3 separate regions of the Homo sapiens genome follow, and regions 1 and 3 are each linked to region 2. The links are chromatin contacts, found by Hi-C or POLR2A ChIA-PET in ENCODE. All regions are on one chromosome and are shown on one strand. The core of a region is the stretch at or near the end of the contact, and the rest is flanking DNA. Distances in the headings are between cores, read along the strand shown. Region 1 holds the start of IFI30 (IFI30 lysosomal thiol reductase). Region 2 holds the start of SLC25A42 (solute carrier family 25 member 42). Region 3 holds the start of PBX4 (PBX homeobox 4).

Evidence for each region. A loop is a pair of places that touch in the nucleus more often than their neighbours do. ChIA-PET counts read pairs that join two places held with the same protein, here RNA polymerase II (POLR2A). Pooled maps may share reads with other maps.
Region 1: a loop to region 2 is called in a pooled map, with 6 times the contacts of the local background. The contact joins the promoter of IFI30 here to the promoter of SLC25A42 in region 2. A Hi-C loop is called at or near these places in 1 of 50 pooled maps. POLR2A ChIA-PET finds 5 or more read pairs at or near these places in 2 of 52 experiments (B cell and PC-3).
Region 3: a pooled map shows a loop between it and region 2 (8-fold over the local background). The contact joins the promoter of PBX4 here to the promoter of SLC25A42 in region 2. A Hi-C loop is called at or near these places in 6 of 50 pooled maps.

What each region holds. Positions count from the first base shown.
Region 1 is chr19:18,172,402-18,175,101 of GRCh38, forward strand. IFI30 (IFI30 lysosomal thiol reductase) reads left to right here and starts at 1,412. Exons shown (of 7, transcript NM_006332.5): 1 at 1,412-1,572; 2 at 2,639-2,700. The coding sequence starts at 1,441. RefSeq lists a silencer at 1,157-1,466 and enhancers at 1,777-1,846, 1,974-2,639.
Region 2 is chr19:19,062,608-19,065,307 of GRCh38, forward strand. It overlaps SLC25A42 (solute carrier family 25 member 42), which reads left to right and starts at 1,387. Exons shown (of 8, transcript NM_178526.5): 1 at 1,387-1,508. It overlaps LOC124904655 (a long non-coding RNA gene), which reads right to left and starts at 918. Exons shown (of 3, transcript XR_007067160.1): 1 at 583-918. RefSeq lists silencers at 859-1,028, 1,289-1,558.
Region 3 is chr19:19,617,276-19,619,975 of GRCh38, forward strand. It overlaps PBX4 (PBX homeobox 4), which reads right to left and starts at 1,412. Exons shown (of 8, transcript NM_025245.3): 1 at 1,236-1,412. The coding sequence starts at 1,354. RefSeq lists a silencer at 1,194-1,403.

The sequences.
Region 1 (2,700 bases), core at 162-2,661, 890 kb before region 2:
ATGGTTATTTCTTCAATCCCACCCGGCATAGGGTAAGCACCAAAGTTGGGGTGGTGAGTCTTGGGGAGCCTTTGCCAACGGTTTGGTCGTCTGAGGGATGGGCTCGGGGACCATCCAGCCACTGGGACTTCAGAGAAGCTCCGGCTCCCAAACCAGCTACTGTGTGTGTGGCCAGGGTCTTCCCCACAACTAGAGGGGGGCACAGCTGGGGACTCAGGTATATCTTCCAGCTGGGTGTGGGACATTTTCTTCCCTAGGATCCGATGTGTCTTGCCCTGAATGTAAGGCCTGGCAGGGTTGGAATGTCTCAGTTATTCCCCCAACACTCCAGCCTCCATCTGGGCCTTTTTTCCAGGCTATTCTCTCTGCCTTCACTGTTGGGGCCACTGTCCTGTGTAGGCACCAAGGCCTGACCATGCCATCCAGAAGCCCCAGCCTGGGACAACTCTCCCCCACCTGCCTCTGAGCCCTCCATGGTGACTCTTGTTCCCCAAACCTTATCCTTCTCCCCATTACACAGAAGGGAAAGCTGAGGCTCTGTCACTCAAATCCAAAGCCAGGTGGACTCCAAGCCACCCCACCCCTATCCCAGACAGCACAGGCTGCCTCTCTCCCCCATGGGCGTCCCTTGAAGGCCAGGTTGCCCCCCACCCCCCACAAGCCTTGAACGATGAAAAGAAGGAAGGCCAGTTCTCTTCACCCCAAGCCAGAAGTGGGGCTGGGTGGGTACCCTAGAGAAATGACACGCCACTCCCTGCGCCAGCTTCTGCTTTCCGGCGTGGCTGTGGTCAAGCCTGAGTCAGTCCCACGGGACCACGGTGAGGGGTCTGGAGCGTCGGGGTCAGGAGTTTGAGGGGGGAAGGGTTGAGGGGCAGGATGTGGGGGTTGGGTGTGAGGGAGGTCACGGGCGAGACTGGAGGGAGGAGACCTGGCCACACAGGCCTTGCCCACTCTCGGGGGCCTGAATATTTCAGTTACTCCCCCAAAACCCCGGCCTCCATCCCATCCCCAGCCTCCATCCGACGTCACCCCTGTTAGGTCACAGGCCCACTCTGAGAGTGGGTCTCGGGCCTCAAGTCCCCTAGCCGCCCCTAGAAGGTCTAGGGGTGCGTGGAGACACCACCATTCCTCTCAGCCTGTGTCTGTCTCAAAGGCCCCACCTCACCTCCCCTAAAGGTAGTCTTGCGCCAGGGCTCACGTGCCTGGGCAGGGCTGATTGCCAAGGGGCCCAATGGCCTCGTGACTGGGGACCCAGCACCTGGCAGGGGTGGGGGTGGGACACTCAGAGGAAGGAGTGGAGGAGGGAGAGACGCTGGCCCGGGACCCGAGGGGCGTGGGCATCGGGAGGCGGGCCCGGGTTAGGGGCGGGACCGCCGCCTGGTTAAAGGCGCTTATTTCCCAGGCAGCCGCTGCAGTCGCCACACCTTTGCCCCTGCTGCGATGACCCTGTCGCCACTTCTGCTGTTCCTGCCACCGCTGCTGCTGCTGCTGGACGTCCCCACGGCGGCGGTGCAGGCGTCCCCTCTGCAAGCGTTAGACTTCTTTGGGAATGGGCCACCAGTTAACTACAAGGTAGGGACGGCGACAGGGCGGGCAGGCTGGAGGGAACAGGCGCCCTGTCGGGGCACGCGGCTCCTTCTTTCTCCCCAGACTTCACAGGGGAAGACCAGGGCCCCGAGGGGACGCTGTCCCTGCCGGGTTCCTGGAAAAACCCTGTTCAGTTCCCGGCGCTGCGGCCACACTCCCTCCGTGCCGTTTCGCTTTCGCATCCCGCATCTGAGAGGCGCAGCTGCCTCCACCCGCCTAGTCCCGCCCAAGGGTTCAATGAGCGCCTACTGTGTACTTTTGGGGCAGGAGCTGGGGTCTCCTTTTGTGGCCCAGGGCACAAGTTCAGCAGCTGGCCAAGGGCCGCCGGCATGCATTCTTGCTGCTACCCTTGATGCATTCATTCCAGCCAGGGCAGGGCTCGCGTGTCTTTGGGACCTATTAGGCAGATGCCCTAGAGGCTGAGCGACTTGCTCACCGCTCCAGCGACATGGGCCACCCGCCACCCCTCAGCTGAAGCCGGAAGTCAGCACCTATTAGGTGCCGCCTCTATTCAGTCGGACTTGGAAAGGGTTCACGTGGATCCCTTGCTCAGCTCAGAGGCAAGGTCTCCAGGTGAAGTGACAAGAAATGAGCATGGGCCAAGGCCGGAGGCGGTGGCTCATGCCTGTAATCCCAACACTTTGGAAGTCTGAGGCAGGCAGATCACGAGGTCAGGAGTTCGAGACCATTCTGGCCTACATGGAGAAACCCTGTCTCTACTAAAAATACAAAAATTAGCTGGGTGTGGTGGCATGTGCCTATAATCCCAGCTACTCAGGAGGCTGAGGCAGGACAATTGCTTGAACCAGGGAGTCGGGTGTTGCAGTGAGCCGAGATCGTGCCGCAGCACACCAGCCTAGCGACAGTGAGACTCCATCTCAAAAAAAAAAAAAAAAGTCTCAAAGTCAAGATTCCACCTGGCAAGTTCTGGAAGGCGTGCAAGATGAATTGCGTATCACAGCCCCCTTTCTACAAGACTACCAAGTGGGGTTGAGAGAAGTGGGGAACTGCCCAGGGCTACACCTGCCTCCCACGCCTTCCTAATCCACAGACAGGCAATCTATACCTGCGGGGGCCCCTGAAGAAGTCCAATGCACCGCTTGTCAATGTGAC
Region 2 (2,700 bases), core at 137-2,636:
ATAGAACAGAGTGGCTTCGGGGGAGGTGCCGATGACACAGCCATGCCTGGGATGGCAGGTGTCTCCCTAAACTGCCGGCATTTTTCTGCACTTCACAGAGGAGCTGAGGCTCACAGGCCGCACATGACCTGCTCAGGGTCAAATGCTTTCACCAGATAATTAAAATGAGAGCTGAGTTGTAAATTTTCCCAGGGAAGCAACCCCAGAGAGGAAAGATCAAGGCATAGGAATCATTTTCCCCCCTCTTTTCCAAATGAAACAGCTGAGGCTCACAAGGGCTTTTGCCCAAGGTTGTGTGGTGGGCCAGTGATTGGACAAGGATTCAAACCCAGGTCTCTGAGGCCCCCAGTGGCTCTTCTCTGACACACTCTTTCCAAAAAGCAGGCTGCTCTAGATTCATTCTCTGGTTTAGCAACCAGAGAATGCTGTGTAACCTTGGGCAAGGAGCTTGACCTCTCTGTGCTCTGGTTTCTGTAAAAGGAGCCAGTGGTCTCTCTGACCTCATGGGATTGTGGTTAAGATTCAGTTAATTCAAAAAAAGACTTGGCAGGGAGAAGGCCCAACAGGGATGTCACTGGATACCGTGGCGGGGAAAGCTGGGACGCAGAGAGGTCAGACACTCAGAAAACCACGCAGCGCGTTTCAGTAGGATTCCGCCCCTTATTTCCATGTCTTCACACCACCTCGAGATGGAGAGGGCAGTTCAGAGTGACCTCCAGCGAATCTGCCCTCTCCGTGTCGTCTGCAGGGGATTAGTGGGGAGTAAGGGGATAGAGAATTATCCAGGAGTCCTTCAGCCTTGATGGTCCAAGTTCACATCCGCTTCTGTGCTAGGTGGCCAGAGGGCGGGCTCTACACGAGAGCCTCAGGGGACCCTGCGCCAGGCGTCCGAGGCCACGTCGGGTTGCCGCGCTCCGGGTCGGACTGCACCTTGAACGCTCCAGCCCTCCCCTGGGGGCGTACCGCCCACGGCCGCTGCGACTGGCCGCGGGGCCTGCCAGTCTTCGGCTTTGCGGCCAATCCCGGTCTCCCCCCAAGCTACGCCCTCCGTTCCTCTCGCCTCTGCCCCACCGGTAGCGCCAGTTTCTTCGTAGCCCCGCCCCTGGCCCCCAGCGATTGGCCGACAGTTCTGCCTGTTTTCTGCCAAGATTCCAATCCTCGCCTGCCTCCAGGCCCTCGCCTCCCAGCGCCTAGCACCCTGAGGGACCACTCAGGCACCCCAGGCCTCTCCCAATAGCCCCACCTCTGCCAATCAGCGATTGGCTTTAGGGGCTGCCCATCTGCTTCATACTCGCCAATCACTGTCGCTTCCAGCGCTGACTGGCCAGGGAGCAGCCAATCGGGGCGTGGCGTGGACCCCTCCCGTGGCGCGCTCTGGGGGTGCGCGAGGCGGGGCCGTGGCGGCTGGAGGTAGCGGCGGCGGCGACGCGTCCGGGCCGGTGAGGGGGCGCGGGGGGCGCCGGGGGGGCCCAAGCGTCAGCGGCCCGCGCCTGTCGGGCTGAACTGAGGTGAGGCACGGGTCCTGTCATGGATCCCGGGGCGAGGGGCGGATGAGGCGGGGCATGACAGTAGCGTCGCGAGGGCAGGAAGAGGTTAAAGACCCCCCCCAACCCCACACTCCACGTCTACTGCCCCCTGGGGGCTACTGCATCCAGGTTTGAGCCCGTCACCCGCAGTCCACGCACGCCTGACACCACGTCCCTTTTCGTTGACATCCCCCATACACTTTAGACTGTCCTTGCTGACATCTCCCACACCCCTGGGGCCTTGTCCCCGGCGCCCCGCACAGCTGGGTCTGACATCCCCCTCACACACCTGACACCGCGCCCCCACTCACGAACACCCGCCCCCACTCACGAACACCCCCCACATCACCTGAGTCTGTCCTTGTCGATGACACCCCCACACCCACACCTGAGCCTGTGACTCCTAACTCATGGCCTCGCAACTCACACCTGGACCTAGTCCCGTCCCCCACTGCCTTTCCTCATATCCAGGTATCTGCTCGCTACTCTCGTGCCCACTCCCCCAGCAACCTGTGTCTCTCTTCTCAGGGACCTTCCCCCTGGCACCTGCCCTCTGCCCTGGCAGCCCCACACCTCTGTCTCCCCCTTTTCTCTCTCCCACCTTGGGCTTTCTTCCACGTGCACCTGTGTTCGCACACCCTCTGTAATAATCCCCCCGAATCCCCCAGGTCCTCCAATAGTCCCCCAAGCCTTGGTATCTCAGGATCGCTGCACCCTCCCCTCCCCAAACAAAAGCTTACCCCAGTGTTCATTTCTAACAGTGCTTGACAGTCTATAAAGTGATTTCCGGACCTTAGAATAATCCCATCTGTCAGACCAAACCGGAATCATCTCCATTTTACCAGCCACAGACCTAAACCACTTGAATGCTAGAGGCAGAGCCTATTCTACCCTGGGCATCGCTGACCCTCTGCTGTGGACCCACCGCGTTTGGGCCCATCTGTTATGTTTATCTCAGAGGGATTGGCAGGAGTCGTGACTTTGACTGGGTCCGGAAAGGCTTAGCTGGAAGGGACGGCCCCTCTGCCAAGCGTGTGTCTCGGAGTCCTGGGGCAGGCTGGCGGTGGAGACGCTGCCGGAGGAGGGGGGCTCATCATCTTGGGTGCCTCCTGCAGGATGCCGGAGAGGGGGTTGCCGGGGCCGGGGCTCCCAGCTCTTGCAGACCCGGGACCCC
Region 3 (2,700 bases), core at 162-2,661, 550 kb after region 2:
TGGGATTACCTACCCATGCTACCATGCCTGGCTTATACTTTTTTGCTTTTGTTTGAGACAGGGTCTAGCTCTGTCACCCAGGCTGGAGTGCAATGGCTTGATTCGGCTCACTGCAGCCTCAGCCTCCTAAGTAGCTGGGACTACAGGCTTGCATCATCACACCTAACTAATTTTTTAATTTTATTTTTAGTAGAGACGAGGTCTTACTACATTGTCCAGGTTGGTCTCGAACTCCTGAGCTCAAGCAATCCTCCTGCCTCAGCCTCCTAAAGTGCTGTGATTAGAGATGTGAGCCACTCCACCCAGTCCTTATTTTTTGCTATTTACATTCCCTCCCCTAAATCATGTACTCGAGAGCAGGGACTATGTCAGCACCCGGTTCCCTATCCAGTTATTGTAAGGATTCAATAAAAATTTGCTGAATTCATTAAAAAGAAAATAGGTCTTCCATCTCCACCCACTCCTCTACTAACCCTTTTCCCAAAAGTTCTCGATGGTTCCCACACCAAGTTACCCCAGTTCAGTTCTTCAGTCTCCTGCAGACATTCCTGAGTCCCATTCCCAGCCACTCACTCTCCATCATCTGCCCTGGAAACTTCCCACCCACAGGCCGGGCTCGGTGGCTCGCGCCTGTAATCCCAGCACTTAGGGAGGCCGAGACGGAATGAGTGCTTGAACCCAGGAGTTTAAGCAACTATAGCGAGACCCCTGTCTCTACAAAATATACAAAAAAATCAGCCGGGCGTGGTTGCACGTGCGCCTGTGGTCCCAGCTACTCGGGAGGCTGAGGCAGGAGAATCAACTGAGCCGGGGAGGTGGATGCTGCAGTGAGCCATGATCACGCCACTGCACTCCAGCCTGGGCGACAGAGCAAGACCGTGTCAAACAACAACAAAAAAACTTCCAGCCGCAGGAGTCCCATTAACGTACCCATTTAGTCATTCACTCGTCAAAAGTCCCGTACGTGCCCATTTCTCAGCCCTACTCCCTAAACCCCTAAACCCAACCTTCTCGCCCCAAGATGAGCTGCTGAAAATCCTTCACGCCACTGCTCGGCCCCATAAGGCCTATCCAGCCCGTTCCGTTTGAACCCCATACATCCCTTCGTCCTCGGGACCCCCCTCCAGCCCTCCTCAAGCGCCCCTCGTCAGTCTGGCCTCCACGCCCCGTCCCCTCAGCCCGCCAACCTCACTGCCACGACCCTGCGTGGCCCCTGCCGAGCCCGCGGGCAGCACCTGGCCTGTGCCTCGTCCAGGCTCTGGTCGGTGATGGCCATGATCTGCTGCAGGACGTCGCTCGTGTCGAGGCGCCGCGGGGCGGGGGGCGATGGCGCGGGGCGCGGCGGGGCGGCCATGAGCGGCAGGGCCGGGCGGGCGCTGTGAGGGTGCCGTCGAGCCTGGAGCACTACCACTGGCGCCGCAGCCAACCGCCGCTGCCTGAGCGCCGCGCCCGCTCTCGCTCGCGCCTAAGCCACGCCCACCGCCGCTATCGCCAGCCAACCCGTGTATTGCACCGCCTACAGACACGCCCCTTCATCTCCGTCAGCCAACCGGCGCCACGCACCGCCCCCGGGACTCGCCCCGAACTTCCCCCTCTCCGGGCTTGGACTGGGTTTGGGGTTGCCGAGGCAACGGCACTTCTCATAAGCGCCCTCCTTCCCCTTGAGAGAGGGCAGCGCTGGCTCCGCTCCAGCCAGAGGCCCCCATCCCTCACATCTCGCGCGGTGCACGCCTCCTTCAGCCCCACTCGCATCTCCTCAGAGTTCCTGCTCCTCCTCAGGGCCCCCTTCTCCTCAAAGCCCTCGGTCCTCAGAGACCCTCACTCCCCAGAGCACCCCAACTCTTCCTCCAAGCCACCCCCTCCTCCTCAGAACCCCACACCTCTTATAGCTTGATCGACAGCCCCCATTCATTTCCAGAAGCCCCAAGCCCCAGACCCCTGCTCAGTCCCCCTAATGCTCCCTGCATCCTCAGCCCCATCAGGTGGGCCACTGGGGCCCCTGGCTCTTCCTCTAGAGCTTTCCACGCCCCGTTCACCTGGCTAAGGCGGGGCGCAGGCGTGCGTGGTTGATGGCAACGAGGAGGTCAGAACGCAGCGCTTTTCTCCACTGCAGAAATCAATTCCAGTCACCTTTCAAGGTCCAGCTGAAGAGTGACCTCGCTTGTTTATTCATCTTCGCAGATTACAGTTCTGGGCATAGAAAATGCTACCACGTGGTTACCGAATGAAGGAAGGATGTTTACTGAGAGACTCCCCTGCAGTGTACCCCAAATCAGAGCGAATCCTCACATCTTTGTTTCTAGTCCTTAGGACACAGCATCGAAGGCTCCTAGTGCACAAGAAAAGGAACTGGGCGGTGGCTCATGCCTGTAATCCTAGCACTTTGGGCGGCAGAGGCGGGAGGATCACTTGAGCACGGGAGTTTGAGACCAGCTTGGGCAACATAGTGAGACCCCGTGGTGGTGCACGCCTGTGGTCCCAGCTATTTGGGACTTGAGAGGCTGAAGTGGGAGGATCACTTGGGCCTGGGAATTTGAGGCTGCAGTGAGCCATGATTGCACCACTGCACTGCAGCCTGGTTGACGGAGACCAGGTCTCAAAAAAAAAAAAAAAAAAAAAAAGTAATGGCCTGGACATGAATCTCTTCTCCAAAGTCACAGAACCTCCTGGAGCCTATTTGCTATGAGGACAGTCTCCAGA